Regions from separate parts of the Homo sapiens genome. Here all the other regions are linked to region 4. The links are chromatin loops, found by intact Hi-C in ENCODE. Cell type or tissue: OCI-LY7. All regions are shown on one strand. Region 1 has its middle 5.2 kb from the start of PIEZO2. Region 2 has its middle 140 kb from the start of LINC01928. Region 3 overlaps PIEZO2 (piezo type mechanosensitive ion channel component 2). Region 4 overlaps PIEZO2 (piezo type mechanosensitive ion channel component 2). Region 5 has its middle 31 kb from the start of LINC01255. Region 6 overlaps PIEZO2 (piezo type mechanosensitive ion channel component 2).

Region 1 (5,000 bases), 300 kb after region 4:
GTTTAAGAACTGATCAACATTTTCTTAAGTGTTCAAGGTTTTCTCCATAGTGTGTCATTTTTTGCCTTGTGTGCATTTCATCTCACCTGTTTAGATTTATCTTTTTTTTTTTTTTTTTGAGATGAAGTCACACTCTGTTGCCCAGGCTGGAGTGCAATGGCACAATCTCAGATCACTGCAACCTCCGCCTCCCAGGTTCAAGTGATTCTCTTGCCTCAGCCTCCCAGGTAGCTGAGAATACAGGCGCACACCACCACGCCTGGCTAATTTTTGTATTTTTAGTAGATACAGGGTTTTGCCATGTTGGCCAAGCTGGTCTCGAACTCCTGAACTCAGGTGATCCAGCCGCTTTAGCCTCCCAAAGTGCTGGGATTACCGGGGTGAACCACCGCACCTGGCCCTAGCTTTTATCTTTTCTAAATTTGGTTTACTGTTGCACTGATTGACAAAATCATTCAGAAACTCGATCTTTGTCCCAAACACTAATTTGTTTGTATCATGCTTACTAGGAAAACACAGATAATGTGTTTAGCCCTGTGTCATGTTTAGCTCTATGTCTGTTATTCTCTGGGATACTTTGTTAGCTTCCTTTGAAAGATCTCAGAGATGGATATTGTCCCAAATGGGAACTTTACAAAACAATGTCTCCCACAAGGAATATAAAGTTTGTCAACCTGGCATTTTCTTCCTTCAGTGAAATCTGCCAAAATCCATTGATGCCATCCAGCCTGTGGAGAATGTGGTACCTCTTACCAACTTAATTAAGGAGAATATCTTCTAGCATTGGTCACATGTGTTTTTCTTACATATATGTTAACTAAAAAATTTAAATATATATATATTTCTAGTTCTCATTTATAATTATCATTGTGTCATAAGGCACAATATTTATTTGGAAGTTATTTTTGTTAGAAGCCACAGAGATTTTGGCTCTTATTCTTAAGAAAACTTGGAAGCTGAATGGCTTTCTTCTTTTTGCTAATATATGCTGAGGTTGTACATTTTTAAAAAGCTATCAATTTAATGTTTACAGCAGAAGTATTTTCGAAGTCTCCAAATTCCAAAGACCTAGACAACTTCTAATAATGTGCAGGAGACATGGTCTGCTCATACTTCTGCTAAAGAAGTTATCCCTCATCAGAGCAACGCACAGTGAAATTCACTGTCTCTGACATCTGGCCCTTTGGTGGAATCTTCCTGCTAAGCCTACGTAAAATGTATACTGTAGCCTTAACTGCAGTTTGTGAATTGTAATATGGATGCCGAATCTGAAGCACACTGCTGATTTGTATCTGTAGTTCAAAAACCTTGAAAACGCAGCTAACCGACATGTCTATGGGCCTTATCTTTCCAACTAGATTGGAGGATATGAGGACATGGATAAAATTTCATCTATAAAGCAGAATATAAAGCAAAATATTGTTTCCAAGTGAATCATATTCTACTTACACACTTCCATTACACACACACACAGAGGCATGTGCACACAATCTCACACACACATATACACACTCACCCATAACCACATCAGATATATCTCATATAAAAATAAAAGGACCATGTAAACTTGTATTTGGTTTTTGGAGGTAAACACATAAAGGAAGAGATTCCGATTTGTGGGGAGGATGCTCTGCTGAAGTTGGTGACTTGCCTTGGGCACCACAGGCACCCAGGTGGCCAATGCTAAAACATGGAAACCACCATTCATTATTTACAGCCAACATTGTGAGCAGATTTTTATCTAGCAGTTGTCTATCTGCTGTCTGTGTATTTGTTGCTGAAGCCTTTGAAGAGGCTGCTGGTTGTAATATCATTTTTTCAGAAAGGCTTATCATGCTATAAGAAGACTTATGGAAGGGAGCTGGAATTTGGAGGATAATTTTGCAATGAAATTGTAGTAAGTCAAAGCAAGTTACTAACCAAAAAAAATTACAGGTTTTTTTTCTTTACTTGTAACCACTGAGATAAAAAAATTCAACTTGTCCATGTCCTAAATAGATATTTATTAGTTAATGAATCATAATTTGGATTCTAGCTGTGTTTGTAACTGCATCTGGATCTCTGCAATGGTCATAGAAATGTTAATATTCTTAATAAGCTTAGGTGACTTTCATTCATTGGTTTTATTGAGATTTCGAATATGTGTATGGATATGCGTGTGTACAAGTTTTGAAATAAGCTATTTCTAGTTCTAACACTAGCCTATAACTAATTGGATCCCATCCAATGATTACAGTTAACTAGTTTGAAGCTTTGTTCACTTATTCTCCTGCAGTGCCACCTTTTGGCTAGAAGTATATTGAAAAAATACAAGTACTTCTAGCAGAAAGCATGCAATTAGCCACAATCAACAAACAAACATTGATTATAGCCCATGTTGCAGGCTGATGGGCTCAGAAATACAGCAGTGGGCAGAACCAGCATAGCCACTGCCTTCATAAGGTCACCATCCAGCAATGAAAGACAGACATTAACCAACTATGTATAAATAATGAAGAAAATAATACATGCCTGCAAAGAACTCTGAAGAAGTATTGGGCCTTAGGGGAGAGTATAAATGGTAAACCCAACCTCCTCTGGGGGAGGCACAGGAGGACAGATCCCTTGAGAAGGAGATGTATGTCACATCTTGAAGGGTGAGTGTAGATTCACCAGAATGTAAGCTCCAAGTGGGCAGGGACTTTGTTGTTCATGGCTGTATCCCCAGGACCTAAAAGAGCATGGGGCCCATAGTACAGACGGCATAATATTTGTTGACTGAATAAAGGAGTTACCTAGGTGAGAAGAGAAGGAATAATGTTCCCAGGCAGAAAGAACAGATGACATCCCAGAGGCAGCAGAGAGTACTATGTGTTAAAGGATTTAAGAGCAGTTCACAGGAAATTTCCATATTCCATCAACTGGACGTCCCACACAGCTTAAACCGTTTGCCAGGTCATATGGTTTCCAATTTATGGGCTTCTCTATTTTCCATTAAATTGAAACAGTAGTAAACACTTAAGTACAAGCAAAACAACCGACATAGGCAGTCATAGATCACAGGAATAAGGACTGTCACACAGGAAACCTGGAGTTCGCTGTCTTTAGTGTCCTGTCTTCATGCTGCTGTTCGCTTCTCAGATGGGAGACTCAAAGTGCACTGGCAGGAAGTCAAGAGACTTGGGACATTTCAGTTCTGGCAACCTCTTGCTGAAATGTTGCTAAATAAATTGCTTGACCTTTCTGGGTTTTGTGGGTTTTCCCACTTTGGGGTTTTTGTGTGCTCAATCTGCTTTCTTTTAAATCTTTGTACAGGCAGAGCAAATGTGTAGATGCCTTCTGGGCCTGCAGCAATACTGTAGCCAGTGAGATGCAATTCCTCGGGCCAAGAGCACATTCCTGTGATCCACTTACTCCTCTGTAAATGGAGGGCATTGGCGGGCATGAGCAAATGCTTAGCCACACTCCTGAAACAGGAAAGCAGACCTTGAGGGTGAACTTCCTGACTGAAAAGCTTTTCTCCGTAGGTCAGTGTGACACTTTCTCTGGCTTGCCCAGTGACAAGATAAACATCATGGGTTCATCTAAGATTCTTTCAGGTCCTTCAGACAAGAGTTTTGCTTGTTCATATTGGGATGTGAGTACATGGCCCCTGTATTACGGTTCTCTAGAGGGACAGAAAAAATAGGATAGATGTATATATGAAGCGGAGTTTATTAAGGAATGTTGACTCACACAATCACAAGGTGAGGTCCCACAATAGGCTGTCTGCAAGCTGATGAGCAAGAAAGCCAGTCCGAGTCCCAAAAGCTCAAAAGCAGGGAAGCCGACAGTGCAGTCTTCAGTCTGTGTTTGAAGGTCCAAGAGTCCCAAAGCTGAAGAACTTGGAGTCCGATGTTCTAGGGCAGGAAGCATCCGGCACAGGAGAAAGATATAGGCAAGGAGACCAAGCCAGTCTAGCCTTTCCACGTTCCTCTGCCTGCTTTTATTCTACCCGTGCTGGCAGCTGATTAGATGGTGCCCACCCAGATTGAGGGCGGGTCTGCCTCTCCCAGTCCACTGACTCAAATGTTACTCTCCTTTGGGAACACTCTCACAGACACACCCAGGAACAATACTTTGCATCCTTCAGTCCAATCAAGTTGACACTCAGTATTAACCATCACAGTCCCCTTACTAAAATAAGCAGAAGACAACAGTGTGCTTCCCGTCAAGTGAGAAGCAAAACCTCTGGAATCAAAATCCCTCAGCGAGATGGGGGTCCCTGTGTCCCCTTGCCTGGATTATTACTGGCATGGGGTTCCTTCTCTCTTTCTGATGAAGGAAAAAATGCATTTTCTTGTATTCTGTTAACACAGCTGAGAAAAGCAAGCATTTTAAAAAAGAAAACATGCTATAAAATTAAAGGTGAATGAACCCCTGTTGTATAAAATGTCTTTTCCAAAATTCAAGTTTCTGATGTTATGCGTCTCAAAACAGTGACAACTCTTTGAGATTCTGTCAGATAACTGCTCTCCCACCTCAGATGAGTCTAGGGCCAGCTACAAAATTTGTGAGCTGCAGTGCAAAATGAAAATGTGGGCTCCTTGTTCAAAAGGCAGAAAAAAAAGTGCTACTCAGAATCCTTAAATATAAAGGTTTTCCCTTTCTTCTACGGCCTCTCTCTCTCAAATTGCCATAGCACTTTATATGGCCATTTAATGTTCTAAGTGAGTAAAAGTCAAAATCATTTAAATTATTAGCATAATTTAACCATAAATATTTATATTCCACAATGTCAGTTTTAAATCCAAATAAATATAAGAGCATTCAACTCATATGCAGAATTATTGAAATCACACACTTTGTGTTGTTTAGCTTGTACAGGCATATGCACTTTGTTCTTAGCAAACAGTTGACAGACTGCATGGAATGAACTCAACTGTTTTTATTTCACTTCTTGATATACTCACATTCTACCAACATTCTCTGCCTCTGGCTTACTGCGAGTTAAGAGTGGGCTGACAGGGAAAGGAGCTAGG
Region 2 (5,000 bases), 460 kb after region 4:
CAAAGGAAAAGGCAAGAGTTTATTGGGGAAAGAGGAGATTACGCAAGTTGTTTTGAAAGAAAGCTTATTGGTGCTGGCGGCATCCTGCAAGAGCTGGTGACTCTGATGGGCCAGTGTCAGTCATTGCAAGGTAGGACTTCTGATCTTGGGGTTTTAGTTAGGCCCTTGTAGTTTTGGATTGGGTTGGTGAGACGGTATTGAAACCGGCAACTATTCTGTATTGTGCTGCTAGCTGTCCTTGTGTGACTCATGTGGTAAGCTGTGGTTTGGAAAAAGATTGTGATAGTTCCTGTTATCAGACAAATCTTGAGTGATTTGCCAGCTCTGTCTGCCAGGGTCTGACACAAGGGACGCTATTCCTGATTGTTCTTGAAGTGCATTCTAATTGTATCTCTCACAATGACAGAGTAATGGCCATTTTGCTTCATAGAAATTAGTAGGCAAAAGAAAGAACTGAGGCAGGCAAACCCCAGAATTGCATCTCAGCCTGGAAGTGTTTTTGGCTTCACTCAGAATTCAACAGCGAGCTAGCCATGAAGGAAAGCAAGTTTATTAGAGCAACAGTGGGCAACAAAATGGCCACTCCACAGACAGAGCAGGGCCATCCCATAGGCAGAGCATCTTGGAGCAGCAGCAGCCAGGGTAGCAGCCCAGAGCAGCAGTCCCCACGGATTGCTGGCGAGCCATATTCATACCCAATCTCAATTATATAATAATTAAAGGGCAAATTATTAGGAATTTTCTAGAAAAGGGGCAGAGGAGTTCCCAGAACTACATAAGGTAACTTCCAGGTCATTGCCATGGCATTTGTAAACTGTCATGGCGCTGGTGGGAGTGCCTTTTTGCTAATGAGCAGTGAGGACAACCAGAGGTTGCTTTTGTTGCCATCTGCTGGTTTCTGCCAGTTTCTCTGCTACATCCTGTTTAGATCAGCAAGGTTGTGATCAGAAAACAAGTCCTGCTGATCTCCTACCTCAGAACTATTTCTGTGGCTAGTATTTTGCTGTGATGAAGTTTTTCTGAACTTATTTTGACCCAGTAACCTTTTCATCTGGCTGACCTTTCTGTGGTCTCTGGACACCTAATGGAGATGCATAGTAACAAAGGCACGAAACCCTGAGCAGGTACACAAGAAGGGCTTTTCAGGAGAGTTCCACTGTGTTGATGTCTTTATTATTTTCTTCTCAGGTGTTGCTATAATCACCCGAGAAAGCCCAAAGAAAAGGTGGAATGAACAGTTCCACTAAGTGATGTGAGAAGTCTGTCAGTCCCATTGCAAGCCAGGCCAGATATACAAAAAATTCTGCATTATCTGTTCTTCCTCATTGTTTGGTACCTGATAGTGTTACCAGCCAGGTGTAGGTCTGTTCTGCCCATGTGCCGTAAATCAATCACTGTAACACTAGTTTTGTAAGAGGGAAAGAATTTATTCCCAAGGACACCAAGTGCGGAGGTGGGAGAATAGTTTTCAAATCCACTTCCCTGAAGATAAGGCTGAGGGATATTTATGGGTTAGGGACACAGGGTGAGGAAAGGTGATTGGCAGTGGGGGAAAATGAAGTAACAGGTTCTTTCTGCACAGGGTTCACAGTATTTCATAGGACATATGTATAGAAAGGCGGCATTAGCATAACATAAGGGTGGAACTTTGGGCCTTCTGAAGTCAAAAGGCCACCTCTCGGGCACTTGCACAGGCTCCGTTGAAGTGTCAGTGGTCTCAACCAGTTTGAACTGAACAGGAGCTGGCCCAAGTTTCTGAAAAGCAACAGAAGCAACCATTACCATGTTGACCTGTTAATGTTATGCATAAAGTAGTCAGTGATGATTAAGTATCAGCGTTGAGTGTCAAGGCCTTTGGCTTCATGGAAAACACGAATAAACAAAAACAACAAAAAAGCAGGCCATCAAAAGCAAACAGGGCAGGCATACCTGATGAAATTAACCCCTTGGTTTCAATAGTACTAGCTGTAAATGGGCTCCTGGAGTTAAGGCATGATATATATATATATTAGCGTAGGAGCAATATATTTGTCACAATAATGGCTGTAGCTTGAAAACAAAGGTAGCTCTTTTAAAGACTGGAGCACAAGACACAGCAGTTGGAAAGGCAGAGGGCAGGGGTGGATGGCAGGGCAGGGGCTGGCAGAACATGGCCACCAGAGGTCAGCATTGAGACCACAGTCCTTAGGGTCAAGTGCAGGTGCTAGATAAAGCTTTTCATTGAATCATCAGAAATAAGGCTTAACAAGTTACCATCCTTCAGAGTGGTAATATGCTGATTTAAATTGATCCTACATTATAAATAGATTGCAAATTTTTAAATTTTTATTTCCTTATAAAATGAAAAACAGGGGTTGTAAATAGCTTACATAAACACATAAGTATTGTAACAAAATTTAAAATATACTTGCTGAAGAAATTACAGAAGAGGAAGCAATAGAGAGCTGGTGATAAAGCAGCAGTAAAGGTAACACCAAAATCCATCCCTTGAGATCTTTTATGTTGGTAAGTAAGCCACAAAAAAAATTGTTCTAAGTATTTTGGCTACAGATTCAAGGAGGACAATGACAGTTAATCATCTGTAAATATTTCTCACAATGTAACTTTTGTTAGGTAGAGAAGGACAGTGGTTCCAGTTTAATGTGAAGCCACAGATGTTAGCTGATTGGAGGGCGAGGCAGGACTAAGGTCTTCCTGTGATGCTGAGCGGTCTGAAGAGGGCACACACCTGATCCCCTCTCTCCACAGATAGGGACTAGGGGGCTACTTATGAACAGAGCCACAACTGCTCTCAGAACAATTTAGGTTCACTATGACAAGGTGCTGAAGGGGTCATCTAGTCCCTAAAGTTCTGGCTAATAAAGCAGTGCTTTGGAGGTGGTTACAACAATTAAGCCCTTTATGTAAATGAGGTCTTATATGAATGCCTAGTATCTACCAAATCCATGACCAGCAGCCCCATCGAGGCAGGGTGGGTACCCACAGCTGCGGTCTCCCATCTCTCACAGAGAGTCTTCTGGGAGTGTTCCAAGGCAGCTTGATGGCAGGTCCTAAGTCAGTCACCTTACAGTCAGATTACCAACAAGTTCCAGAAAGCTTTCCTTTTGAGGTTAACAAAAACCAGACATTTTTAAAATCAAGAATAATCAAATGCCCACCTTATAACTAAAAAAGAATCAATAAAGCTCTCACAGAATATTTAATACCAAGTAATAAAACTTCCTGGTGCACTCACCAAGATAAAAGGATTGTAAAGTATATTTCTGGGCAACTGAGTGACTTAAAATGCCACATAAGTTTGTTATCTTGAAGACAATAAAATGGTGATGGAGGTCTAACAAAAATATTGCCATTGAATATTATCACCTGACTCTGAAAGTTACTGATGTGAAACCCACATCTTTTCATCTTTATTTATAAGAGTACATTATTGTTGTTTTCCTCTGTGAATGATGGTGTCATCCAAAGAGCTTTGTTTTTCTACTATTTTGTTTTTGAAATGTTATAGATTTAAAAGCTTATATGTTTGTAGAAAGCAAATTTAAAAATTAAAAAATATTTTAGAGCACATTCCTATTTGACCCTACGGGAATGTGTCCTATTTGACACATTCCTATTTTCTTATCCTGCAAGAGATAACACCTACTAAACTTGACCTGCAAGTGACATAAAGGACAGATTTTGAGTGAGGGTCAGAAACAAGGGCGTTTAAATTGAGCTTCTGCAGTGAATTCTACTACAGGTACATGTCCAGGGGTGCAAATAACTGGGGTAAAATTAATAAAGATACTATTTATCAACTTTAATATATAACTTCATAACATTAAAAGGGAGTAGCCATGCTCAAATCCCAGAAGTTCCTGATTGGCCTGGGAAAAACATTTTTAAATTTAACTAAGAAAGAAGCCGGCGTCATTTGAACAGAAATGACTCATATAATATAACCTTAAAGGAATAAAGAGATGATCTTTTTGAAAATAGGGTAAGCTACGTATCATATCCACCAGGTATAATCATACCTACATAATCATAAAATCAGAAATATAAGCAGAAGTGGGCAAGAACAAAAGCTACTTTTCCAATTTTGCTTAAACTGTTTTAGAGGCAGGAAATCTTTTCCAGTTTTTTAAAAAACCATGCCATATAAGAAGACTGTTCATAAAGTAGCTTGAAGAAATGTGAATGACTAAGATTATCTGATTTCTGGGAAGATGCTGGGATGCTGGGATGCTGGGATAAACAGAAGACATATTATTGCTCTATCAGGTGAGATGGGGGAGTGCACAGAAGTGTGGGCCGACAGGTGCAGGAAGCCGAGGCCGGGAATCAAGACCAGCATCTCCGGTTCACACCCATCTGCCCTCACCTCCGCCGACTTTCCCATCTGTCTCTGGACTGGGGTCCCAGCTTGATAACACACTGCAGTGCATTTCCTCTGTTTTGCATGTGATCCTTTGGGGCTGGGCCTGGGAGGCAGCAGCATCTGGATAATGGCTCATGACCACCACGACTACTTCTCGGGGCAATTAACAAGAAAACATCCTGAGCTGAGAAAGAAAGAAGGGCTTGAATACAAGTGGAGACTGAATAAGCCGACCATGGAGGAGGAGAGAGCTGGGAGGCTTGAGGGAGATGTTTACAAGCCTGAGAAGCAGCAAACACAAGCACCATGACACAGAGGCAGCATGTGCAACTCTTCAGGACAAAATGCATCCGGAAGAGAGAAGATGATTTTTAAAATAAATATAATTTGAACTTTCGGAGAAATATGAAAGGCTACAGTAACTATAAAATAAAAACAGAAGGCATGAAAGTATATTTTTAAACAATTTTAAATAAGTACAGGTACCAAGATCTGGCTAATTATTATGGTATTTAATCAAGAACAACCCACAGGATGTATTCCTCCTTCACCCATGTACAAAGAACAACTGCATCTAATATTTGTCCCTGGTTTTAAATCTTCCTTTCTTATGTGTTTACTTCTTTTTATTTTTTTA
Region 3 (5,000 bases), 64 kb before region 4:
AGGTGGCCAACCTAAGGTAGGGTTGAAGAGCTGCCTTCCTGCTAATAAGAGGTCTGTGTTTCTTCCAGTGGCTCACCTGTAGATGGTGTTGTCTTCTTTGCTGGGAATGGACTTGAGGTCTGTGAGTTCAAGGAACCGGTCATGGAAGTAGTGCAGGTGTAAAATGCACACCAGCAGAAAGGAGGTTGGGATGAATATGCGAGTGAATAGTTCAGCCACAGTAAACTGCTTTAAGCCAAGATCCTCAAGCCTGCAAAACAAAACAAAATAAAAAGCAGGAACCTCTCTTACGCAATGAAGTCACAAACTCTTTGTGATAAACTACATCACAGTCTTACACTCCTGTCAGGTCTATCGTTTATTGAATCCCTCTCTCCCATATGGTCCAATATGGCTTTCGTTTCCACCAAGCCAGCTAACCTACTTTAACAATGGTCAATAATAAACCTTGACATTCCCAAATTCCAGGACTATTTCTTCAGCTTTATTTAATTAAACCTCTGGTCCTCCTTGAAGCAAGTGTGGTCTTGACACCATCACACTCTCTTGGTTTCTTGTTCCTCCATGATCTCCCCCTTTTCTATTGGACCTCTAGAGGCTGAAATTTCCCCAGGACTCTGTTTTGATCTCTCTTCCAGCTGTGCTTTCCCCCTAGGGAAATCCTCTTCTGTGGATTTACACATCATCCTTACACCAAGGACTCAAAGTGCATCTACAGCGCAGGCTCCTCCTGTAAGATTCTCGTGCCCAAATTGCTACTGGAAATTGGTTGTTTCACAGTTATTTTATATTAGTGCTTCCAAAACAGTATTCTTGATTTTCCTATTTTTCTTGGCAAAGCTGTCCTCCACATCCCTCTCCCCACTCTAGTATCCCTGAACCAATAAATGGTACAACTGTCTACCCTGCGCAAACTGAGAAGTCAGACGCCTCCTGTGTTCTTTTCTTTCATATCTCATTCATCCACATTTCCTTCAGCATCCTAAAGCACCTCTTGAATTGCCCACTCCTGTTATCCGTCTCTGCCTCCACCAAATCTAGGGGAAGCTCCCATCATTTCTCACAGGACCGCTGCTGCTGCCTACTAACTAGTCTCCTTGTTTCTACTCCCACACATCGCTTTTTCTCAGCTAGTCAAGGGATCTTTAAAGATTGGAAAATTCCACCAAGAATAAAATACAAATAATGCTACCTACAAGCCATGCACATCCCAGCTGCCTGCCTGAATTCTCCCCACTCTTCGCTGTCCACTCACCCCCTGTCTTCAGTTCCTCTTATGAACTGTGCCAAACTCTGACTTGCCTCAGGACCTTTGCATGTGCTGTTCCCTCTGCCTGAAATGTCCTTCCACACCCCAGACTCCAACTCACACACTTTTCCTAAGACAAGCTTCTTCTAATGCTTCAACTGTAGTTTAAACCAGCTCCTCAGCAAAGCCCGTGCCAGTCACTCATTTATAGTTCCCCCTTACTCACTGCCTCAGCCTGTTGTCTGTTTCCTTCACAGACCTGTCACAAAGTATAATAGACTTATTTTACACTAAATAGTTTTGTTTGTCTCCTCTGCTAGAATATAAGATCTACAGGGCTTAGATTTTGTCTGTCTTGTTCCCTGTCATATTCCAGGCACAAAACAGTGTCAGCACATGGACAGCATTTAATAAATGCTTATTGTATAGACACTTCAGCTGTGTTGGTGTAGTTACACAGTTATCTTTCCCTTCTAAGGGACAGAGACTTTTAAGGGACTTCCCTTCTCAGCCACATCAATATATTCAGCTCAAAACCCAATGCTGGCTGGATTTCCAAACTAATTTCAGAAGTTTACAGAAGAAAATTAGAGAAGGATAGAGCACTATCTCCCACATGCACAGGAACACCATCTCATCATCACAAGTCTATGAGCACTTGGAGAAATTTATTTCTTTTTGGCGCTAAATACTCCTTAGAATCTAAGCACCCAGCAACATAAATGAGCAAAGTCTGCTACTTTATGTTATAAGTGCATGAACTTACTTAAGAACTGAAGAACTGAGCTCCAATGTGGAGGGCAGAAAGCACGACTAAGTGTTAGGTGTGTTTCACATGAAACTAACATTAGAAAATGTCATTTCATTAAAATTCTGAAAATTCATGGAGTGCCTATTATGTTCTAAGCTAAGGGCTAAGTAAAGAGAACACAAAAACGACTCAGTTTTAATTTCTATTATTGAGGAACTTATAGACATTGATGACATCATGCTTTACTAAAATCTTCCTTAAAGATGCTTTGAACAATATGCATTCAAGTCTTCATCTTGTTCATCATTTTCAACTCAAAATCACTTACTTTTCTTTTTTCAGTCCAGTCATATTTTGCCACAGGCCTGGGAAGTTCTCAAACTGATATGTGTATATAAAGATAAGCACCAGCATAGTGTAAATAACCACTGACATCCAAAAATATTTTAGAATTTTCCTCCACCATTCATAGTGCACCTGCAAATCAGACATTGAAAAAAAAAAATGAGAAAAAATCACTTTTAGGAAAACTCACAAAAATATTTGGTTTAATTCAAGTAAGACAAGTGATACATTTACAAGTGTCTGAAAATAAAGTCTATTTCATTTCTAGTTTTTAATGTTCCGTGTCTATCACAGTGGAGTGGTCCTGGGTTAGAACCCCAGTTTTATAAATGATTGCTAACTGTGTGGGGAAGAGGCTGAACCTTCCATAAGTGCCTATTTTGCAGGGTTGCTACGAGGATGAAATAGATATTGCTTATGGGTTCCTGCAAGCTATCTGGCCCATAGGGGGCGCTCAAGGAACAGTAGGGTAGGTGCTGCTGTCATTGTGGTTATCATTGCTCAGAGAAAACCACATCCATTTTGAAATTGAAAGCAATATTGTATGAATGAAAATGTGAACCAACCACAGAAAAAAGACATCTCGTTTTACCGTAAGCTGTGGATATTCATTAGAGAACATCCATCCTGAATTTTTAAGAGTATTCAAAAGTTCACTGATTTCTTTTGAGATTTTTTTATCTTAACATATTATGTACTCTTGTTTATTGTAGTTCCTTTATTTGTTTTGTTGGCTACCTGCAAGATATTTTACTCTTTCATGTGTTTCTATTATTGGGTTCTCTTTTATCATCAGTTAAAAGTGAGTCTGTGGAGAAGTAACTCATTTTAATGTATCTCATATATTAACTTATTTTAATGAATGAAATTCTTTTAATTAATGAAATATGAAAGCAGTCAATGCACTATACATATATATATATGTACACAAAGAGCAGGCACATGCCACACATATATCTTTTTCTGACCCTAAAGCCTGAAATGCAAAAGTATACCTAGGAATACTCTACGACTTCAGATTATCCAGCTTTTAAATTACTATTTTAAAATATAATTCAATTTTTACAGGCCAGGTGCGGTGGCTCATGCCTGTAATCCCAGAACTCTGGAAGGCCGAGGAGGGCAGATCGCTTGAAGCCAGGAGTTTGAAACCAGCCTGGCCAACATGGTGAAACCCCGTCTCTACTAAAAATACAAACATTAGCTGGAGGTGTTGGCACACACTTGGAATCCCAGCTACTTGGGAGGCTGAGGCATGAGAATTCCTTGAAACTGGGAGGCAGAGATTGCAGTGAGCAATGAGCAGAGATCACGCCACTACACTCCAGCCTAAGGGACAGAGCAAGACCCTGTCTCAAAAAAAAAAAAAGAAAGAAAGGAAGGAAGGAAGGAAGGAAGGAAGGAAGGAAGGAAGGAAGGAAGGAAGAAATAGAAATGTAATTCAATTTTACAGATTTTTTTTGATCAATAATTTTTGGAAAACCTATGTATGAACTTTTTCCTGATTTTTCAACAACCTAAAATTTTTATTTTTACTTTTTTTAGAGATGGCATCTTAATCTGTTGCCCAGCTGGAGTGCAGTGGTACAAGCATAGCTCACTGCAGCCTTGACCTCCTGGGATCAAGTGATCCTCCTGCCTTGGTCTACCAAGAAGCTAGGACTACAGGTGTGCCACCACAACTGGCTAATTTTTTAATTTAAGAAAATGTTTTGTAGAGACAAGGTTTCAGTATTTTGCCCAGGTTGGTTTGGAACTCCTGGCCTCAAGCAGTCCTCCTCCCTTGCCTCCCAAAGTGCTGAAATTACAGGCATGAGCCACTGCACCCAGCCCTGAAATTCTGAAATAGTAAACAAGTTGAAGACAGTCATTTCCCATTTTAGGATTCTTGGGATACGATGTTTGAATCTTGCCAATCACTTTATCCATGTTCATGAGATTCTAGTGATTTAAAATCTCTGCAGAGGTAGCTCATGTATACTCCTGGGAGAGATGTGAGAATTAAAATGGTCAACTGTGTACCTACCTGGTATAGGGCCACACAGAACAGGAACAGCACCATGTAGATGATTTTGTACATTACGATTTTACCCTCGAAGCTGACGAAGAAGAACATGCCTCCGCAGACGTAGATCCAGTACTTGATGAACATGGCCACCACCAGATTGCCCAGGACTTTCATGATGTCCTGCTCATCTTCTTCTTCAGCTTCCTCTTGCTCTACCTTCTTTCTCTCTTGCTTCTCTTCCTTCGCTTCCTCTTCTTCCTCCTCTTTGGGCTCTCCTTCCACTTGTATATCTTGAAGTTCCTCATCTTCAAATAGAAAACTGTGCTGTTATACTTAGCTGGTTATCTGTGCAGACCACACTTTGACCATGTGATAGGTATAGGATGTAGAGGCATGCATTTTCTAAGTTATTGTATAATTTGGATGATTTTAGACTATTCTCATAAACTCAGCAACATTTATAACTAGATTAAAAGTCAATTTTCATAACCTTCTCAAAATATAGTTTACAAGAAAATAAATTTGGTAACACTAATTTATATACAAGATCTTTTTTCTTTCTGATATCCAGTGATAGCTTTAAGTACTGTGAGATGTAAAAAATAAATAGGCAACAATAGCACAAATCTAAATGACTATATCAATTT
Region 4 (5,000 bases):
CATTTCAGCCTCCTGCCATCCCCTCCACTCTAAGTACTTCAGAACTTTAAACTGAATTATCCAGATCACCACAAGATAAGCAAACCAACAAAAAGCCCTCTTTTTGTCAAGAAGTGTCTTTAGAAGAATTCACCCAAGGATTCCTTTTTTTTGAGACAGAATCTCGCTCTGTCACCTAAGCTGGAGTGCAGTGACACGATCTCAGCTCACTGCAACCTCTGCAATCTCTGCCTCCTGGATTCAAGCAAATCTGCCTCAGCATCCCGAGTAGCTGGGTCTACAGGTGTGTGGCACCACGCCCAGCTCATTTTGTATTTTCAGTGGAGACGGGGTTTTGCCATGTTGGCCATGCTGGTCTCAAACTCCTGCCCTCAGGTGATCCACCTGCCTTGGCCTCCCAAAGTGTTGAGATTACAGGCTTGGGCCACTGCGCTTGGCCCCTCTCCCAATCCAGAATTTCTTTAGGTATCTTCTTCACAAGGACGCAGGCTGTGATGTGCGGCCAAACTATTAAAATTGGCTTTTAACTGAAAGCACCACCAAGTAGAAAAACTCAAGTTTATCACGTACAGGTGTGTTTTAAAGCCTCTCAGAGGCCACAGATTCCCAGTAGTGAAACAGGAATTGAGTCCTCCCGCCCCCGGCTCCTTTGCTTTGCTCAGGGCACCATCTGCATCGTTAACGCAGGATGCCTATAGGACAGAAGCCGCCCAAGGATCCCTGAACCGTAAACGGGGCCAGCCCTACAAGTAGGAAACGCATGAGGATATGCACACCTCGAGCTGGGGGAAACCGAACATCAGCCTCATAACATTAATTCTTCCATTCTTGCTTCCTGTCTTGCAAACTGTAGTGTTTGCTGTCTACTGAAATTCCCTATGAAAATACAAAACCTTTGGAAGAAATTACTTTGCATTAGCTGAGGCAAATTTTGTTTAGTTCACCATTTTTCTTCGGGAGACCTGCCAGACTAACAGCTGCCATAGGGCTCTATTCTTTTAAACAGACTGTTTTGAATGGTATATTACTGGTCTTAGATTTAGTTATGTGGATACACTTGAAGCTTTCTTCTGCTGGATCAACTTCTGAGTGTGGTCACTGAGTTTTGCAGTTATTGTTATAATAGACTACAGCACTTCAGATTTGGGAAGAATAATCTCAATTTCAGACCCAGTATCTTAACCTCCCCTAAGTACACCTATCTCTGTCACATAATAAGTCCTACATTTTGTTTTGGAAAATATGCTCGTGCCACACCTGTGTGCATAAACGGAAGGGAATCACTAATTCTCACCCTCTCCTGGATAAAAGTAATGCAAAAACTCAACCACATGTGCAGATGAAACTGGAAGGAAGCACGTGATTTTTTGGGACCATGGGGTGAAAAGAAGGGATTACTCTAGAGAAAAATGAAACTCCAGCCCTGTGCCACACATCGGCGTGGAATTTCAGTTTATACCATATGCATGGGGAGGGCATCGCAAACCGGTAAGCTAGTTAACATTATGTTGGCCTAGGACCTGGACACCTGTGCATCCTCCAGCAGAAGCAAGCACCCCCACAGCCCTGCAAAGGCTCTTTCACAGCTGCGAGAATGTGGGGTTGCAACTTGCTCATCATTAAGTTTTGTTTAGATTTAGAAGTAATGTGGGCACTTGTTGCAGCCTTATTCATGAGAACAAAAATGAGAAATCATCTACGTGGTTAAAACTCAGGGGTTGACTAAATTCTAATATAGCTACACAATCACTTTGCACTCTATGAAAATTACATTTTAGAACATTTTATAACATAGGAAAATACACAGTTTGCATAAATACAGCAAATTATAAAATAGTATGTGCAATATGATTCAAAATTTGTTTGTAAAAAGTACCTATAGACATAAGAAAGATTCTGAAAAAAATTTGGCTAAAAAGCAATAGTATTTATTTCTGGGAATAAGGATTACATTTTAAAGTGTTTTTTCTTATTATTTTATTTTTCCAAATGACCAAAAAACATGTGTTTAGTATAACAGTGTGACAAAAAATATCAATTCAATATTTCTAAAAATAAGGTTAATTCTCACCAGAGAGCACATTTGAAAGCTTTTTTACCAGAAGATAAAAATTGCTTGGACTGTTTTAAGGGCAGCTTTATCTATCCAGGAAGTGAGACAGAAGGGCTGGAGTCTCCGTGGTTATGAAATTTGTGATAAACACCCACCCATGGTGATTTTCTTTATTTCTATGTTTGTTTCCTTCTTTCTCTTTTTCTTTTCTTTTCTTTTTTTCTTTTATCTTTTTTTTTTTTTTTTTGCCAGTCTGCAGTTTGTTTTCTTCCAACTCAGAGTTTGGGGTTAATAACAATACACTGAAATTATGCCCTAGGATAAAGCTATGGTTTAAATATGCTAATTTCCATGTTTTAAAGGAATAAAATGTAATGTCCTGTTATCGGCAAGTTAATGGGGAGGAAATCTACAACAAGGAACTTTACATACTGCATTGTTTAGCTCACATTTTCTATTCCCTGATAAGCAACTTAACTTCCAATGTCTTACTCTATGAGATTATAATAACAGACCTTTTAAACTGTTAAGGGGATGATGTACCGAAATGTCTGTAATAAATTATAATTTTACTTTTATGACAATTCAAATGAAGAGCAAATATGATGTTATTACACTATTAGAACTGTTAATATCTTTACCATAAGATGATAAATTATAGCCCCTGCGCCAAGTGTAGTTCAGTGCTTGTTTTGGTGCCATGTATGAGCTAATAATGATTTTTACATTTTTAAATGGTTGGGGAAAAATTTAAAAAAATTTTCATTAAATGTAAAAGGAATATGAAATGCAAATTTGTATTTGTAGTTTTACTGAAATACAGCCATGATCATTTTACATGGTGCCCAGCTGATTTCACATTATAATGACTTCTTGAAAGAACTGTGACAAAGAGCATATGGTTCTCAAAGCCTTAACTATTTACTAAGCTTTACAGAGAAAGTTTGCCTGATCTAGTATTTTCGAGGTGGTTCTGAATATTCTTTGTATTTTCTACCCTCAGCCGCTAGATGGCATAAAAGATCCTTAAGCCAGTAGAAAGAATAAACCAAAAACCAAAAAACTTCTGCCCTACAGAGGATATTTACATTTTCAATTAAGTCATCCTCTAAAAGGCAGTTCTTTCAGCAGTACAAAACTTTTTGCTATATGTGTTCAACAAACTAAAAATTAAACGTTTAAAGGAAACTAAAAGCATTAATTTAGTCTAGAAATAATGTCTGCACTGAAATTTAGCTTTTATTCACTTCTGCCTGGAGTAAATATTATGTGAATATGCACTATTAAAGAGGCTCCCCAGTTTTACTGTGTCTATACAAAATTCTTTTCTTATTAGACTGAATTTCACTTCTCCAGTTGCCAGGCTAATACAATCAACTGAGCCAACTGGATTTAGAATAAGGTGGGAATGTGTGTGTGTGGATGGGTGTGTGTGTGTGTGGGTGTGGATGCTTGTGTCCAGCACCAACTTTTACTTATTTTAACTGAATTTAAGTGGTCTTAAAGGATTTGACTGAATAGCTCTCTATAGCATGTGCCCTCTCTCTCTCTCTTTTTGTTAGCACTGTATAGACACAGTCAGCCACAACTAGTTTTACCACGGCCAAATTTTACACATAAATCAATCAAAGCAAGGCCACTGGGCCCTCTCACACATTCTGTCTTTATAATTTACGATCACATTAAAACCACATTATGATGTCTTGAAAGGATGCAAACCTGTATTGCTGGTATGGTAATAATATTCATGTTCTTTTAAATTGCAGGTTCCTCATTTCTCAACAAGAAGACAAAAAGCACTACATTACCATCCAGAGGCACAGCAGAGAGAATTCTGGCACCGTCTTCACCTAACACTCACACCCTCTTCTACTGTTACAGAGGTAAGTGGTCAGGCATGAGTGGGGCAGGAGAGGGCACCCCCCACCCACCAACCGGGAACGTCAGGAGACCATAAGGTGATAGTCAGGAGGTTTTTACACTGTTTCTCTAAAATAGTAATTGGTTGCAGCTGGGGGCTTGGGAAGGCAGTCTCCCAATATACAGAAAAAAAACAAAACTGGTGATCAACAGTTTCCCGATAAGACTTCAGGAGTTGGGTGAGTGGGCTCAAGCATGTGCAGTAAGAGGTAAAATGGCGGAGTTTAACTGGTACATGACCTTGTAGGAGCATTCGGTGAGGGAAGAGCACTTCAAGTGAGCGAAGAGCACTTCAAGTGAGCATGCGCACAACTCCAGTAAACAGACTACATGCAGCCCCTCCCAAGGGCTGGCAGGCCACTGTGCATGCAGACAGCCCACCCCCAGGGAAGAATCAGGGGAAAAGGGGCCCAAGACCCCGGAATCAAGCCAATGTATAAAACCCCAGTCAAAGGTCAAACCGTGCACTTGATCTCAAGTCGCCTGCTTAGCCCACTTCCAAGTGTACTTCACTTCCTTTCATTCCTGCTCTAAAGCTTTTTAATACATTGTCACTCATTCCTGCTCCAAAACTTGCCTCAGTCTCTCCTGCCTTATGCACCTCAGTAGAATTCATTTTTCTAAGGAAGCAAAAATTGAAATTGCAGCAGATCCATGGGAATTCGCTGTCAGTAACATACTTTGGTGCTGCGAGACTCAGATGTGTTTCACTGCTAACATTACCATTTCTGTCCCCTTTCTTTTTTCTGGAACTGTCAATTATGAACCTTTCCTCATGCAAAGAAAAGTTCAAATAGGACAGTGGATAACCCTATACTGATCACCTAGTTTAAATAATTTGATTTGTCTTCTCTCTGTTAACTATTCCTATGTATGTATGTATCTATCAATCTATTATGTTGGTTGTTAAGCCATTTTTAAGTTGCAGACATCAAGGCACAGCTTATCTAAATAACTCACCATGTATCTCCTAAAATAATGGCATTTTTCTGTCTACCCACAAAACCATCATACACCTAAGAAATCA
Region 5 (5,000 bases), 670 kb after region 4:
CGTCTGAGCTCCAGACTCCCAGGCCAGGTGCCAGTGATTATCTTCAAAGCTGGAGGCCAGCTGAGAGGAAAAGTGGCCAGTTGGGCCGTTTGATTAAGTGTTAGTTGGAGAATTTTCCATGGAACATACATTTTGCAATGCAGTTAAGGAGGGAGGGGAAAAAAGTGTCTCTCTTGCAAATATTCTATGGGGAAAACAGCCTGTTGTATGAAGAATCCCGCTCCCCACAGGCTCACCCTAATAGACAAAATCTGAGCATCTACAGATGTGCATGAGGCATGGGCTCTGGTCTGTGCCAGATGGTGACTATGTTTTCCTGCCCTGGGAGAAGGCTGTCTGCATAAGACATCTCATTCAGCAATCTATTAGGACTTCAGAGGCTTTTAGGGGTGACAAGAGCCCACATAAGGATTTAAGAGAGTTAAAAACAGATGTCTGTCTCTTTTATTCCTGGCTCTGAGTCTTTATTGTGAGAAGGTTGCTTTATTGGCCATTTTTCTGTAGAGTTAATCTCCCATTAGAGTGGCTTAGAGCTACGGCCCAATGGGTCTGCCACCTATTTTTATAAATAAAGTTTTACCATAACATACACACTATCCTTACATTTGCATATCACCCATGGCCACTTCCATGCTACATTGCTAGAGTTGAATTATTGTGGCAGAGACTGCTAAGCTTAAGACATTTACTATCTGACCCTTTACAGAGGCCTGCCAACTCTAGACTACAGGCTAAGAGCAGGACTGGTAGGCTTCCACCCTATCACAGCATTCCCCCGCTCACAGCCTCTGCCCATGTTTCACCAGATGGATGAGGCGCTCCCTCTCAGAACGAAAGCAGCCCAGGCACAGTGTTTTGGAAGAATTCCAAATTGTCATCATGTTGCTTGGAAGGTGGCTGGTTTCTTCTGACCCACTCAGCAAAGGAACAGGACTGTACTGTGGGGGACCTACTCGATGCCCATGGCTTGATATAAAATGAGAATCCAGCAAAAGGTGCTGAGGGCTTTGGAGGCTGTGGGTGTGGCAGTCCCTGCATGAGCAGACTCACGTGGCCGCCCTCACAGGTGCAGACACAGTAGGGCCATGGGGTGCCCAGCATCAATGGGAAAGGCAAAAGAAATGAGCTTCTTTATCTCATCTACCCAACAATGACAGAGTCTGACTCATCAACAGGCAACTGCAGCCATACTTTGGGTGGGGGTCCTTAGGGAGCCAATAATTTTAAATTCAAAGTTTGGAGAGGAGGGAGCCTCTGGCTCCCAGGGAAAGCATCTCAGCGACTGACACTAAGAAACTTTCAGAGGCCACGAGCTGATCTTCGGTATCTGCTTGGACTTGGCCTGGAACACTGGGTTTGTCCAGCCCATGGGAGAACCAGAACTAAAGAGCTTGACCACCTCAGTGAAGGGACACAGAGGCCAGGCAGAAGTTTCTCTGCATGCTGTTCTACTCTCTGCCTAGCACTGACACTACAACTCCCAATTCTTCTGTATTAAAAGGAGCACCTGCATATATGCTAACTTTTCAGGAACAGCACACTGACATCTGGCCACTTATGTTTTTTCTGGAGCAAGATACAAGTCCCCTAATTAATTATGGATCAAACCATCAATGCCTAAAAGAGGTGAGTTTCATTCTCATAAAAGGAGCTCAGTTTTTTTAAAGGCTTTCATGTGAATTTTCAGAGCCTGGCAGCATCTTTCTGCTGTGCTTAATAGCGAAGGGTGAATGCTTCATTTTCTACCAAAACACGCCTTCCACGTGTGGGGATCTCCAACGGGCGTCTGGAGCTCTTGGCTGGAGAGGCTGCCTCTGCCCCAGTGCCAGGTGCGCTGGAGAAAACAGGCATGGGAGCACAGGAAGGATCACGGCTGTCGCACAGGAGGCATGGAGCTGACGGGACCTCCAGGGGCACAGGATGGGGTCAGGATAGGCGAGGACCTTTGGATGGCAGGAGATGGCAGAGCATTGAGAAAGAACAGATTCTGCGGAGCTGCGAGGTGAGAGCGAGGGTAGTGGGTTTGGGCTCTGCTATGCGAAGCCGGCTTTGGGTGTCCTTGCATTGCTGGGCCCTTGGGGGCAGGTTCTTGCACCTCTGTTGGCGGATGCGTGCCCTCTAGTGGCAATTTATGGCAGCCAATTCTGTCCTTAACACTGGGGGAGTTGTACATCCCATTCAGAATATGAAAGCTATGCGTTTATCTCCCCAAACCCACACTTCTGAAAATGCACACACAGTTTTGCTGAAAATATATAAATAAGAAGATCAATGAAAGGACAACTCCACCGACGAGACCTTGAAAAAAACACCACATGACTACAGACCCTTCCCGGGTGGCCATGGGGCAGGGCAGGTCGTCTACCCATTGGCCAACAGAATATTTTTTTAATGACACTTAATTTGCAGATGCATAAAAGTGTCTCTGTGAAAACAAAACCAAATTTCAAAGGGGCTCAAATCGCCTCAAATCTTGGTAGCAACGGAGCATGTTTTCAGCAATTAAAAAATGCCTTTCATTTTGGCAAATCCCCTATTTCCTTCCAACCAGTTCTGAAACTACTTTACCATAAAATAGCCCTAGAAATGTTTTTTTCTTCCAGGAAGGTAAATTCAGTTTTTAATGTAAAATAATTTTAGACCTCCCATTCAGACTCTTATATTCATGGTATGCTGTAATTTATTTATTTAAAATTTAAACCTGTTTAAGCTCTGATTTATTTTTTAATTTTTATTTAATATACACAACTTTTATTTTTGAGATGGAGTCCTGCTCTGTCACCAGGCTGGAGTGCAGTGGCATAATCTTGGCTAACTAGAACCTCAACTTCTCGGGTTCAAGCCATCCCCTGCCTCAGCCTCCTAAGTAGCTAGGATTACAGGCACACGTCACCACCCCTGGCTAATGTTTTGTATATTAGTAGAGACGGGGTTTCACCACGTTGGCCAGGATGGTCTCGATCTCCCAACCTCATGATCCTCCCGCCTTGGACTCCCAAAGTGCAGGGATTACAGATGTGAGCCACCGCATCCGGCCTATATACAACTTTTAAAAACACCAGCCAGCAATGCAATTTTTTCTCTTTAAAAAAAAAGAGATTGTTTTCAACCATTCTAAAAAATTTTTAAACTGTATGCAATGTGCACCCTAAAATTCCACCAGATAAGAGAGAAAGGGGAGATAAAATTTTAAATTTTAATCAACTGTAATTTTCAGAAAATAGTAAGATTATATATTAGAAAGAGGAGAAGCTGTCTTTATTTGCTAACCTTTATCTATGTACCATTTCCAACAGAACTTGAGGTCAAAAACCATGTTTTACCTCTTTAAAACCAGTGTTCATATGTACAAAATATGCAGTAAGGCAAGAATATGTGTGGACAACACAAAACACAACTGTATATTTATGTGCTTTAAAATGAATTAATGTCACTGCTCTCACCTTATGCAAAGCTGGAATAGGAAAAAGGAGAGTTTGCATACTGATCTCTCGACATGCCTATTTAGTATTGACAAGACTTCTCCTTAAACCCAGTCTGATTCCAAACCACAGCGTTATCCGAGGGGAACTCCTGGCTCAGGCATGATGAATCACCAGGCTGGAGTCCCGATTCTTGGGGTGGGTACTCTCCTGCTTGGTGCTTTCGTGCTTCTAAGTGGAAATGGCTTCTCCTACTATGGAAAAGGTCTACGTGATAAACAAGCAAAGAAAAACTATCTGTGATCATGGGCCCTAGAAATGAAACATGTTGCTCTTTTTATTTCTTTCATATATTACTTGTCCAGGTTCAATTCTTTCCAGTGGGGCTATTATTGTCTGAGGCTCTGAAAGTTGTACTCATAGGTCAATCAATGTGTATCAGTGACCTTCATCTCTGCAGCCTGTCAGTGCATACCAGTGACCTTCACACCCATCAGTGTGTACCAGTGACCTTCACATCTATCAGTGTATACAGTGACCTTCACACTTAGTGTGTACCAGTGACTTTCACCTTCATACCCATCAGTGTGTACCAGTGATACCTTCACACTCATTAAGGTGTACCAGTGACCTTCACTTTTATGCCTCATTACAGTGTAACAGTGACCCCCCTTCACACCACATGAGTGTGTACCAGTGACCTTCACACATATCGTTGTGTACCAGTGACGTTCACCTTCATGGCCATCAGTGTGTACCAGTGACCACCCCTTCACACCACATGAATGTGTACCAGAAACCTTCACACCCATCAGTGTGTACCAGTGACCTCCCCTTCACGCCCATCAGTGTGTACCGGTGACCTCCCCTTCACACCCATCACTGTGTACCAGTGACCTCCCCTTCACACCCATCACTGTGTACCGGTGACCTCCCCTTCACACCCGTCACTGTGTACCAGTGACCTCCCCTTCACACCCATCACTGTGTACCGGTGACCTCCCCTTCACACCCATCAGTGTGTACCGGTGACCTCCCCTTCACACCCATCAGTGTGTACCGGTGACCTCCCCTTCACACCCATCACTGTGTACCAGTGACCTCACCTTCACACCCATCAGTGTGTACCAGTGACCCTCACTTTCACAGCCATCAGTGTGTACCTTCACAGCCAACAGTGTGTACTGGTGACCCTCACCTTCATACCCATCAGTGTGTACCAGTGACCTTCACCTTCACAGCCATTAGTGTCTACCAGTGGCCCCCTCCCTGAGGCCTTCTCCGCAATTACTCTAGAGTACTCATTTTTGGGAGGATGCCTCAAACAGTTCACATTTAATACAACAGTCACACACAGGACACAAAAATCGTATCCTCCAGAATGCTTAGGACAATCTCCTTTCACCAAACACTTGCAGAACCATTTGCTTTTGATGAGTGAGACACGGCCATGAGCAATCTAGTAGACAGCTGAGTTGTGACCAAAAGAATTTCATCCCTCCTTCACTCATAATGAGACTTTGAAAGACGACCTCGCTGGCCATAAAGCTTAGTCTTGGGTTTTCACTTATTCCTCTG
Region 6 (5,000 bases), 99 kb after region 4:
ATATTCTGACCAACAGCTCTTTATTTATCAAAGCTTCTTTACGAGATAAAATTAATTTTGTTGACTTAGAAGACTTACTAAAGGGTATGTGTTACAAAAAAATTCGTGTGATGCATTTTTTTTGGTTTAATGCAATCTTTCACTACCAGCAAATGCCAAATAACCCTAATGAAATTTGACCTTGTGCTTAATTTGTTGCATTGATGATGTTTTAAGATTGATGCATTTTGTTTTCTTGCTTCTTGATTAGAATGGGTGTTGAGAGTCTGTGAGTGTGTTCACTAATGAGGTTAGGACATGATAGAAATCACTTTGGCGATAGAGATACGCGCTCGAGTGCTGTGGGGTACTGTGTGCAAATTTAAGCTTGCAGAGGGGGAAATGTCTGGAAGCAGATACAAAACCACCGTTGATTCTTTTTCCAAACTGCCATATAATTTCATAATATTTTACAAAGATATGATCCTCTCTGTCAACTCACACTTATGATGGAGAATTTGACCTTAGATTGATTTTATAATGTGTGTATGTTACAGAAATACAAATACACAAATACATTAAATGGTGTGTTTTGTATAGATACATACAGATGCATACCTTCACTTTCATAACAATATATGTGAGGGTGTTACGGCCTGTTTATAACAGCCAGCCTTTTGTAAACAGGTTGCTTTTATGAAAGCATGTTTTCTCTGCTCCTGAATAATAGATGAAATGTGTCCATCTCAATGCAAAATTAGAAAGTCCTTAAAAGAAGGCTGAATATTAGAACCCTGAGTATTCATCATACAGAAATGGTCATTTGTTGGTTAGTAGAAATTGTAGTTATATCTATTCTGAGATAAAATTTCCGAGGAAGTAATTGTATACATTTTGAATTTTTTAATTGGCTTATGACTGAGAAGTAGGAAACATTTTTTTCTCATTTCCTGCCAGTTTGTAGCAGTCTAAATCAATACTAATGCAGGATATGAGTGATGAGTCTATGTACATTTGCCCTTCACATAATCAATGCAATACACCCTACAAAAACAAGAACAATCAAACAAATTATATTAAAGCAACCTGAACATGCTCAAATAATGCTTTTAAAAAAGAGGTTGGGCTAAAGATCGCACTTGTTCTCAACATTCTTCGTAGGCATCCTCCAAGGGCTTTGTTCTCTAGCCCAGGGGTGACAGGAGAGCTCCAAGAACCTGGATTCCCACTCTGTCTACAAGCACAAAGTGAGGTCAGGGTAAAAGTCAGCCATTCTGGCTCCCGGGTCCCATGCAGCAGCCCTGCACCACATTTTTCTATTCCATCTGGATAAACAATCTCAGAAGTGCATTGAATTGGTTGTGACACCAGCCACAATTGGTTGGAAAATTATTGCATTCATACAAGGCCAGCTTATGCAGAGTATCTAAGGGAAATGCAGAGAGAAGGTGTTTTCTTTCCAGACCCTCTAAGAAGTCATTATCAGATACTTCAAAACAGGAGGGAAAATCATTCAGGAGACTGACACACAGTTGTGGTCAAAGTGATGCCTCTCCTATTTCTCAACTTACATCCTCCACAATGACTGTCACTGATAACAAGACCGATAAGCAGAAGGCAGCCTCCTCTGGCTCAGAAGGCCTTCTAATAGTGTCCTTGAAAGACAGCAATACATTTCAAATACTTCACCAAAAAACACTGGGTGAATAAGATTGAGGCAGTAATGATGGTTTGTTTTAAATCTTATGAAAACAAAGAAAAACAATATTACTTTTAAAAAATGAATGAACCAGGTGTTGAACTCGATTTACATTTGGTAAGAGTTTCTAAAAATGTTGGCAGTACCCTATATATTTTAATGAGGGTTAATATTGAAAATAAATTATGAATTATAGTTTAACTCCAGCCAAGGGGTTAGCATAGATAAGCCCACTTTTTTCATTTGCAAATTAGTATGCTCTATGTAACGAGACGGGGGAAAGTCAATAGATAATCACCAGTCGTCACATCACTTAAAAACTTGAGTGTCTGCTGTGTGCCAGGCACGAGGCTTAAAGCTGAAGGTAAGAAAGAAATAAGCCTCTCTGAAATAGTTCACAATCTAGTGGAAGAGGGAGACTCAAAAACACAACAAAACACATGCTTGAAGGACAGAATGGAAGACAAGGACTGAACAAAATCTACACTCGCAAAAACTAAGGCATGATACTTTGTCATTTCACTGTGATATCTGATCACCGGGTGAATATTACTTGTGTCTTTGGTTATTTCTTCCAACTAGGGAACGAGAAAAGTAAGTTATTGTATATGTGGCTTTATCTATTTCCAGTATTCTGATAACACCCAACTTTGTGTCTCTAAGATTTCTTTTCTAAACCATAGATCCATTTACACACACATTGATCTCAGGATTTCAAACACAAACCTGTCAAACATTTTCCCTTCCCCTTCCTCCTCTTCCCTCTTCTGTACCAAATCCGAGCTTCCTCGTACCGGCCTTACACTGTTTAAACGGTATCTTCATCCACTGAGTTAGCTTCTGTCTCCCATTCCTCAACATGGAATTAGACAATAAGCCTCGCTGATTTTACTCCCAAAATATTTCTTGAAGCAGTCTCCTTTTCTAAAATCGCTCTGCAATTGCCTTAGTTTGGATTCTCATTGTTTTTCACCCAACAGTCTGTGAAAGTCGATCATACAAATTGGGTCATTCTTGTTATACCCAACTGAAACAGCTGAGAAGCTGGGGGAAAAAAACACTCAGGGCACACAACATTGCTCCAAAAATGTAATTCTCTGCAAGTCCAGGTGCTGAAACTACCTGCTGTAACCCGAAACTGGTTTTATCTAATATTTGCTGCAACCACCTGCTGCAATTCTATGACTAATTTTACCCACTGCTGTCAGTAACCAATCAGAGCTTTCCAGCTTTCCAAAACTTTACTAATACCAAAGAACTTTCTCACAAGACAATACATAACATTTCCCTTCTTTATAAAACCTTCTCTTTGTTTCTCAGACATACCAAAGACCATCTGGTCTGTGACTCTTCCCCGAATTGCAATTCTTGTATCCCAAATGAAATCTGACGATTAAGTTGAGGGATTCATCTCTACATATTTTATTTAACTTTGACAAGTCTCTGACCTGTCTTTCTGCCTCCAATGCCCAAATCCCTTCTCACACACATGCATATCCACACCCCAACACGTATGTGCACAAAAATTCACACCGTTGCCAGATAATGTTTCTAAAACGTCATCTGCTGTGTTGCCACCACTACTTAAAACCCTCAGTGGCTCCCTTCCACCTATAGGTTAAATTCTAAACTCCTATAAATGATATCTAAGACTTTCCAAGTTCTTGGATTACTTTCCAAGGTCCACCCCTGGAGGAGAACTTTAATCATTCTTTTGGGAACCACTTCTTTTTATCTCATATTTATCTCTGTACCAGCTTCATCATATGTTATTACAGGACTTGTTGATAAGTCTACCTGTCACCCTTGATTCTGAATTCCCCAAGGGCAGTGGACTGTAGCTTACTTATCTATCATTCCCTGGAGCTAGAACACTTTGGGGACAAGAGTGTGCCAAAATATTCAAGTAATATTTGCCAAATTAATGAATGATTATGAGATATGAAACAGGAAAATGCTATGAAGAATTTATCACTGCCAAATATTATACATAATTATAACTGTACTTTGTCAAGTATAGGGCTTCTTATATTGTGAAACTGTCTCTGAAACATTATCTGATTTGGCCTCCACAATAGCTCTTGGGGAAAGTCATCATGATCTTGAGAACCTGTGGCTGCTTAGTGGTACAGCAAAACCAGAATCTACTGCTCTGATCTCTCTACTCTTCAGTAGAGCCCCCAAAACAAACAGTGAAACAGTGAGAGGAAAATTCCAATGTGTTACCACTGTGGTCGCTGGCTCTTTTTAAATCATTTTTTTTCTTATTAGATTATAAGTTACACAGAGTAAAATTTTTGCATGTATAATTTCTCAATTTCTTACAAATCCATACAGTCATTTAACTACCACTACTGTCAAAATGTAAAGTTCCATCAGCCCACCAAATTCTCCATGGTCATTGTAGTCAGCCACTCCCCTGATCCTCCACCCCATGGTGAGCAATGATGCACTTTCTACCCTTACAGTTTCACTAATTATTGTAAATATAATCATATAGTATGTAGCATTCTGATACTGTCTGAATTCACTTAACATAATGCTGAATTGAGATGCTCTTGCATGTACCCATAGTTTGTTGCTTTCTATTGTTGACCTGTGTAGTCCATCCAGGGACCAAGTTTGCTGAAAGACATTGAAGTTGCTTCCAGTTGGGGCAATGACGAATAAACCTGCTTTAAACATTTGCTTAAAATTTTAAAGTCAAATTTTCACTTCACCGGAGGAAATATCACCCAGTGGGATTCCTGGACTGAATAGTAAGTATATGGTCAAATTTATAATATGTTGGAAGATTATTTTTCAAAGTGTCTATATAATTGTACATTCCCGCCAGAAATGTATTTGAATTCCAAGTGTTCTACATCTCCATATTTCCTCAGCATTTGGAATGCCTTCCCTTCCTTCCTTCCTTCCTTTCATCCCTCCCTCCATCCCTCCCTCCCTCCTTCCTTCCTTCTTTTTTTCATTCTAAGAAGTATATAGTAGTCATCTCCGGTTTTTAACTTGCACTTACCTAATGACTGTGATGTTAAACATCTTTTAATGTGTTTATTCATCATCTGTATATCTTCTTTGGTAAAGTGTCTATTCAAAAATTTTGCCCATTAAAAAAAATGAGATGTTTCCTTAGTATTGAGTTTTAAGAGTTCTTCATAAATACTGGATACAAGTCCTTAATCAGATATATAGTTTGTAAATACTTTATTCCAATTTGTGGCTTGCCTTTTTATTGTATTAACACTGGATTTTGAAGAGCAGAAGTTCTTCATTTTGATGAAGTGTAATTTATCAGTTTTTTCTCTTATGAGTTGTGATTTTG

The links. A loop is a pair of places that touch in the nucleus more often than their neighbours do. Peaks named below come from ENCODE experiments on the same cell type or tissue, not always from the same donor. Only the 100,000 strongest peaks of a DNase experiment are listed, where the experiment ranks them.
Region 1: it touches region 4 in a loop (11-fold over the local background); 80 of 110 quality-filtered maps call a loop at or near these places.
Region 2: a loop joins it to region 4, with 2.9 times the contacts of the local background. A loop is called at or near these places in 7 of 110 quality-filtered maps.
Region 3: it touches region 4 in a loop (7-fold over the local background); 11 of 110 quality-filtered maps call a loop at or near these places.
Region 5: it touches region 4 in a loop (2.5-fold over the local background); 7 of 110 quality-filtered maps call a loop at or near these places.
Region 6: a loop joins it to region 4, with 12 times the contacts of the local background. A loop is called at or near these places in 2 of 110 quality-filtered maps.

What each region holds. Positions count from the first base shown.
Region 1 is chr18:11,152,303-11,157,302 of GRCh38, forward strand. No RefSeq gene overlaps it. Among named protein-coding and RNA genes, the nearest start is that of PIEZO2, 5.2 kb to the left of the region's middle. In OCI-LY7, CTCF peaks have their summits at 2,287 (motif pointing left) and 2,486; a DNase peak (open chromatin) is centred at 2,269.
Region 2 is chr18:11,308,525-11,313,524 of GRCh38, forward strand. No RefSeq gene overlaps it. Among named protein-coding and RNA genes, the nearest start is that of LINC01928, 140 kb to the right of the region's middle. In OCI-LY7, CTCF peaks have their summits at 913 (motif pointing left), 1,124, 2,155 (motif pointing right) and 2,359; DNase peaks (open chromatin) are centred at 877 and 2,177.
Region 3 is chr18:10,784,708-10,789,707 of GRCh38, forward strand. PIEZO2 (piezo type mechanosensitive ion channel component 2) reads right to left here. Exons shown (of 56, transcript NM_001378183.1): 15 at 4,372-4,658; 16 at 2,329-2,477; 17 at 77-250. Among named protein-coding and RNA genes, the nearest start is that of MIR6788, 28 kb to the left of the region's middle. In OCI-LY7, CTCF peaks have their summits at 89, 2,793 (motif pointing right) and 2,994; a DNase peak (open chromatin) is centred at 2,814.
Region 4 is chr18:10,848,873-10,853,872 of GRCh38, forward strand. All of the region lies in intron 7 of PIEZO2 (piezo type mechanosensitive ion channel component 2), which reads right to left. Among named protein-coding and RNA genes, the nearest start is that of MIR6788, 92 kb to the left of the region's middle. In OCI-LY7, CTCF peaks have their summits at 3,063 (motif pointing right) and 3,267; a DNase peak (open chromatin) is centred at 3,079; H3K27ac peaks cover 490 bases.
Region 5 is chr18:11,517,158-11,522,157 of GRCh38, forward strand. No RefSeq gene overlaps it. Among named protein-coding and RNA genes, the nearest start is that of LINC01255, 31 kb to the left of the region's middle. RefSeq lists an enhancer at 1,889-2,389. In OCI-LY7, CTCF peaks have their summits at 2,124 (motif pointing left) and 2,329; a DNase peak (open chromatin) is centred at 2,104.
Region 6 is chr18:10,948,290-10,953,289 of GRCh38, forward strand. All of the region lies in intron 3 of PIEZO2 (piezo type mechanosensitive ion channel component 2), which reads right to left. Among named protein-coding and RNA genes, the nearest start is that of MIR6788, 190 kb to the left of the region's middle. RefSeq lists enhancers at 1,317-1,476, 3,709-3,858. In OCI-LY7, no CTCF peak of the experiment used is centred here; DNase peaks (open chromatin) are centred at 1,492, 2,802 and 3,472; H3K4me3 peaks cover 3,589 bases; H3K27ac peaks cover 4,959 bases.